Linked DNA regions of Homo sapiens: region 1 is linked to region 2. A link is a contact called in ENCODE Hi-C or POLR2A ChIA-PET data. All regions are on one chromosome and are shown on one strand. Each heading gives the region's core, a stretch centred on a gene start or an enhancer-like site at or near the end of the contact. The rest is flanking DNA. Distances are from core to core; before and after follow the strand shown. Region 1 holds the start of MZB1 (marginal zone B and B1 cell specific protein). Region 2 overlaps ECSCR (endothelial cell surface expressed chemotaxis and apoptosis regulator).

Region 1 (2,700 bases), core at 31-2,530, 70 kb before region 2:
GTTAGGGGGAGGTGGGGAGGATAGGAGCAGAGTCTCTGGGGAAAATAAAGTGGCAAGAGAGCCGTTTGAGCAGGAAGCACCTGTGAGGCTGTTGCATGGCCCCTCCCCCAGCCCCCAAAGCTCTCTGGGATGGGGATGGGGGATGGGAAAGAAATGCTGAAGTGGTAGGTGAGGCCTGGGCACTGGGGTCCCTCGTCCAGGGCACACCTGCCCAGTGGCAAGTGTCATTTTATTTTTATTTATTTATTTATTTAGAGAGAGTCTCACGCCGTTCGTCGCCCAGGCTGGAGTGCAGTGGTACGATCTCAGCTCACTGCAGCCTCCACCTCCCAGGTTCAAGTGATTCTTCTCCCTCAGCCTCCCAGGTAGCTGGGACTACAGGTATGTGCCACCACACCCGGCTAAAATTTTGTATTTTCAGTAGTGACGGGGTTTCACCATGTTGGCCAGGCTGGTCTCGAACTCCTGAGTTCAGGCGATCGGCCCCGCTCAGCCTCCCAAAGTGCTGGGATTACAGGCGTGAGCCACCGCGCCCGGCCGGCACGTGCCATTTTAAACCACAAGAGCAAGGTAAGAAAAACTGGAGCCCAATATTCAATCACACAAGTACTCCCAGGCCCCCACCTCACAGAGACACTGGCACGCAGGCATGCTCAGCAGGTGTGTGTGTGAAGCCAGACACACGCATACTCACGTGCAGGCGCTCACACGTGTGCACTTGCACCATGTACACATAGCCAAAGCCGCCCCGTCAGGGTTGGGGAGGGAGTCCGGACTCAAGGATGGGCCTGGAAAGGGAGAAGTCTAAGGACAAGTGAGTGATTCCCTGGGGTCTCAAAATACTGAGGAGGTCTCCCAGATTGTCTGCTGTTAGGCAGGCAGATGGGTAAACTGAGGCATGGAATATATGAAAGGCTGCATCTGTGGCTTGATGCCCAGTGGTAGGGATTGGGGATCAAAGGCCGGTGGTGGAATGTGAGGTGGGTGGAGGGGTCTGGCTTGAGAAGGGGTGTGAGCAGGGCAGGGTGACAGTGGTGAAGGACTCACCTGGTAAGCCACAGCTCTGCAGGCATCACAGCGCAGGTGAGCGGGCATGTGGGCTGAGTACATCTCCTCATCATCCAGTTGTGGGGCTGTGGCTGTGAGTGGCGCCCTGTCCCCGAGGCCCCCTGGGATGGCCCAGGCTCCCAGCAGCAGCAGCAGCAGTGGCAGTGACAGCCTCATGGCCCCAGGAGCCAGTTCAGCAAGTGTAGTCTGTGGTTGAGGTGCAGATGTGTGTGTGCTTGTGTGGTGTGGGGACCGCCACAGAACACCTGGCCTAGACCAATGGGGAACTGACACCTCACCCCTCCCATCCTCCTCCCACTCCCTCCTCCAGGGCCCCGAAGATGCCACGTGGGCATTGTCCTCTAGCTGGACCCTGGCTCCAGCCATCTCAGCTCCATTTCACAGATAGGGAGCACTGAGGCAAGGAGAGGGGCTGGGCCTAGGCAGGAACACATAGGGGCCGATACTGCCCACATCCTGTGATCTGGCCAAGTGGCAGGCACTGTGCTGAGTGCCTTGTGGGAAGAGTTGGTTGGCTGCCGTCATCTTTTTTTGTTTCATTGACCTTTCTGAGAAATGAGACTGTCATGTTTATTCTGCCTCTTCCGACACAAAGGCTCAGAGAGAGGTGACAAATCCAAGGCCACATAGCTAGAGGGGCCATGCTGAGAAACCCAAGCCTGATTGACCCCAAGGCTCCCTGGCCACTCAACCACCAGAAGGAATGAGGTGTGGCTGCCAGCCTCCTGGGAGGCAAGTTCAGGGAGACAGGGATGCTACAGTGTTTCCAAGACACACATGGTCTCCTTCCCTAGCCCTGAGGTCCCCTCCACCCAGGCCATACCCAGGCGTGGAAGGGCACTGTGGAGGGTGTTGAGAGGCTGTGGCAGGAAATCAGGCACCTCACACCAGTTATTTCAGCCATGATGGCTCCATGGTCAGTGATTTATTACACACCAGGATGAGGTAAAGACACCTGGGGTGGCCCCAGGGCCCTCCATGCCATCGGAGCTGGCATCTCCAGCTAGAAAATGGCCAGTTGTTCTGATTCGTAGCTCTCCTAGTCAGCTTCCAGTCCAGGGCAGAGGGCAGGGACTGCTAGGGACCTGGGCCCCCTGACAGGCCTGGAACAACGAAGGCATCCATCCCCATCCCTGCCACTGCTTCTCATGGAAACTGTCCTTCCCAAACTCATCACATCACACACCAGGCTGGCAAGGGCCAGCCATTTCCGGTTCAGAACTATATACAGACCCCCACGCACACCACCTCCCACCTCATGCAGACCCCCCTCATCTCCCTCAGAGGCTCCTGGAATCTCAGGGCAACTGAAGTGCAGGCTCTGGGCCCTGTCCCTTGCTGTGACTGGTCTGTAGGGCCAGCCCCTCTCTGGCCATTGTTGCCACATCTGTTACTGGGGAGTGGAACCTGCCAAGAGCTTCAGATCCCTCTGGATACTCCACCAGGGGTATCGCTTCTACTGCTGGCCCTAACCCACCTTCTGGCCACACAGAGGGGTCAAGAGGCTCCTGTGGGACAAGAGCCCAACCCTCCCTCTTCTCAGAGCTTCCTGATGACCATTTCACCTACTCCCGATGTAGGGGGTGGGGGACTGAAGCCCCACCCCTGGCCCAAAAATGAGTCAGCTCAGCT
Region 2 (2,700 bases), core at 134-2,633:
TCTTACCCTGAGAGCTAGAGGTCTGGGTCATTGTGGGCTGGGAGTTGTGGCCTGCAAGAGAAAGCAAAACACATAGCTTGGTAAGTCCCCTGCCCAGCACAGAGCCTAGAAAGGAACCCTTAGAATGCCTTCTGGCCCAGCCTGGGCAACATAGCAAGACCCTGTCTCTAAAAAAAAATTTTGTTTTGTTTTGTTTTTTTTTTTTTTTTAAATTCTCCAGGCACAGTAGTGCACACCTGGAGTCCTAGCTACTCAGGAGGCTGAGGTGGCAGGATTGCTTGAGACCAGAAGGTTGAGGCTGGCTGCAGTGAGCTATGATTGCACCACTACACTCCAGCCTGGGCAACAGGTGGAGACCCTATCTCAACAAAAAAAAAAAAAAAAAAAAAAAAAAAAAAAAAGAAAGAAAAAGAAAAAAGAAAAGAAAACACTGGCCAGGTGCGGTGGTTCACACCTGTAATCCCAGCACTTAGGGAGGCTGAGGTGGGTAGATCACTTGAGGTCAGGAGTTCAAGACTAGCCCGGCCAACATGGTGAAACCCTGCCTCTATTAAAAATACAAAAATTAGCAGGCCTGATGGCACACGCCTGTAATCCCAGCTGCTTGGGAGGCTGAGGCATGAGAATCGCTTGAACCCGGGAGGTAGAGGTTGCAGTGAGCTGAGATCATGCCATTGCACTCCAGCCTGGGAGACAAAGTGAGACTCTGTCTCAAAAAAAAAAAAAAAGAAAAGAAAACAGAAAAAAACGTTTTGGCTTTCTAAGCCTACCATGCTGGAAGGCAGACACACTAGGCAGAGGACTAAAGGATGTGGGCTGTGGCTCACGGTGCTGGCTTCCTCTGAGACTGTGACTCAATAGCAACATCACCACCACCTCATGGCTCAGAGTCCCGAAGTCCTTCCCTGTCTCTTCAATCTGACATGGGCATTTTACCAACCTGATGCAGAGTCAGGAGAAGGTTATTTTAAACTAGTGACATTTCTAAGGACAGAAGATCAATGACCTGCCACACCTAGACAAGGAAGGGCCCAGGACTCCAGGTCTCTAGGCTAATGTTTACCTTAAGCTACTGTCACCCTGGTCCTGCCCCCAGGGAAGGGGCTGAGAGACGGGAAGGTGAGTGAGATGGGGATGGGGATTAGGGCTTGTATCTTGCCTAGAGGTAGGGGCCTGTGCAGAAAGTAAGTTCTGAGGTATATATAGGAGGCAGGGAAGCTCTAGCATGAGCAACCCATTCACTCTCACAGGCAGAGGATACATAGGAAATGGTTGTTATTGACCAAACCCAGAGAGGGGTCAGTCACCAAGAGTCCCCAATCAGAAGCCCTCACTGGCTTTTTTGTATGTACACGTGTGTCTGCGGGGCTCTATGCAAATGTATGTGCATGCTCGTGTGCCCTTGTGTGTGTCCCGCTGTGTATGTGGAACCTGAAAGGTCAGGTTGTATTTGCTCATTTTCCACAATGAAATCATTCTTGAAACCTGTGAACAATGTGAAAGGAAAACAACGTGGGGAAGTGGAGCCGCCCAGCTGGGTTCCCGTCCCTCTGCTTGAGCAGGGACTACAGCCCCTGGCCTGGCTCTGCTGCTCCCTTGGTCTCTCAGCATCAGGGGAGCATTCAGCCCAGGCCTGGGTGGACAGAGGCGGCTGGGTGCCAGGGGCCCACCCCAGCCTGTGGCAACCTGCTGCTCTGCTTATTTTCCTTAAGCCACTGCCTTCCTCCATGGGGCTATCATCTGGATAGTGTAGAATTAATTGCTTCCAAGTGTAAAATTACCAAACCCTGGGCCATGTTTTTCTAGATCACCATTTCTGAGAGCCCCATTCCCTTGTTGGCGAGAGGGGGATGGTCAAGAGGGGAGTCAAAATTTATAGGAAGCCCAGGCTAGAGAAAACCCTTTCTAGCTGGGGAGGACCCTTGGAGAATCCTTTTAACCCAAGGCATGTCCTGAAAACATGTATCAGTTACTAATCCAGCATATGTAATGTATTTTTTGTTTTTTTTTTTTCGTTTTGAGACAGAGTTTCGCTCTTGGTCACCCAGGCTGGAGTGCAGTGGCGCGATCTCAGCTCACTGCAACCTCCGCCTCCCGGGCTCAAGCTATTCTCCTGTCTCAGCCTCCTGAGTAGCTGGGATTACAGGCGCCTGCCACCATGCCCGGCTAATTTTTGTATGTTTAGTAGAGATGGGGTTTCACCATGTTGGCCAGGCTGGTCTCAAACTCCTGACCTCAGGTGATCCATTCGCCTCAGCATCCTAAATGCTGGGATCACAGGCGTGAGCCACCGAGCCTGGCCTAATGTACTATCTAAATGCTGTAAGGTTATAACTTAGTTTTTGGTGGGAAGGTACAGGGAAGGCACAGGGAACTGCCTTCCTGCATTTATCTAGAAAGAAAATTATTCAGTGGCTTGGGAGGAGTTCCAAAGTCACAAGCTTCAAGACCCTGCTCTTTCTTTGCCTCTTGCCCCTCCCACTACCCAAACTTTTTGTCACCAACAAAGATTTCTCTGTGGGTAAGGGAGGGACTTAGGGAGCATCTGTGTCTACAGCCGAGGGTGTCTCTGACCACTGGGCCTGCAGATTCCCAAAGAACTCTAGCCACAGGAATTTTTGATTTCCCAGGTCTCCCCTCTCTAATTCTGTCTGCTTTATCCCCTTCTAGTCTATCTCCACACACACCCCTCCCCATTTT

The links. Hi-C counts contacts between places; a loop is a spot of excess contacts on that map. ChIA-PET counts read pairs that join two places held with the same protein, here RNA polymerase II (POLR2A). Pooled maps may share reads with other maps.
Region 1: a loop to region 2 is called in a pooled map, with 6 times the contacts of the local background. The contact joins the promoter of MZB1 here to the enhancer-like site in region 2. A Hi-C loop is called at or near these places in 3 of 168 maps with a recorded cell type or tissue (GM12878, mammary epithelial cell and natural killer cell), 5 of 37 single-sample maps with no recorded cell type and 13 of 50 pooled maps. POLR2A ChIA-PET finds 5 or more read pairs at or near these places in 8 of 52 experiments (CD4-positive, alpha-beta T cell, CD4-positive, alpha-beta memory T cell, GM10248 and 5 more).

What each region holds. Positions count from the first base shown.
Region 1 is chr5:139,388,633-139,391,332 of GRCh38, forward strand. It overlaps MZB1 (marginal zone B and B1 cell specific protein), which reads right to left and starts at 1,281. Exons shown (of 4, transcript NM_016459.4): 1 at 1,048-1,281. The coding sequence starts at 1,224. PROB1 (proline rich basic protein 1) reads right to left here. Exons shown (of 1, transcript NM_001161546.2): 1 at 1,960-2,700. RefSeq lists enhancers at 1-513, 514-1,061, 1,038-1,447 and a silencer at 2,418-2,467.
Region 2 is chr5:139,458,133-139,460,832 of GRCh38, forward strand. ECSCR (endothelial cell surface expressed chemotaxis and apoptosis regulator) reads right to left here. Exons shown (of 10, transcript NM_001077693.4): 2 at 7-51. Among named protein-coding and RNA genes, the nearest start is that of ECSCR, 3.3 kb to the right of the region's middle. Within about 2 kb of position 1,384, at least 15 of the 41 ENCODE cell types and tissues checked have a DNase peak (open chromatin) inside an H3K27ac peak, as active enhancers do; they include CD4-positive, alpha-beta T cell, GM12878 and natural killer cell, where a contact is called at or near this core.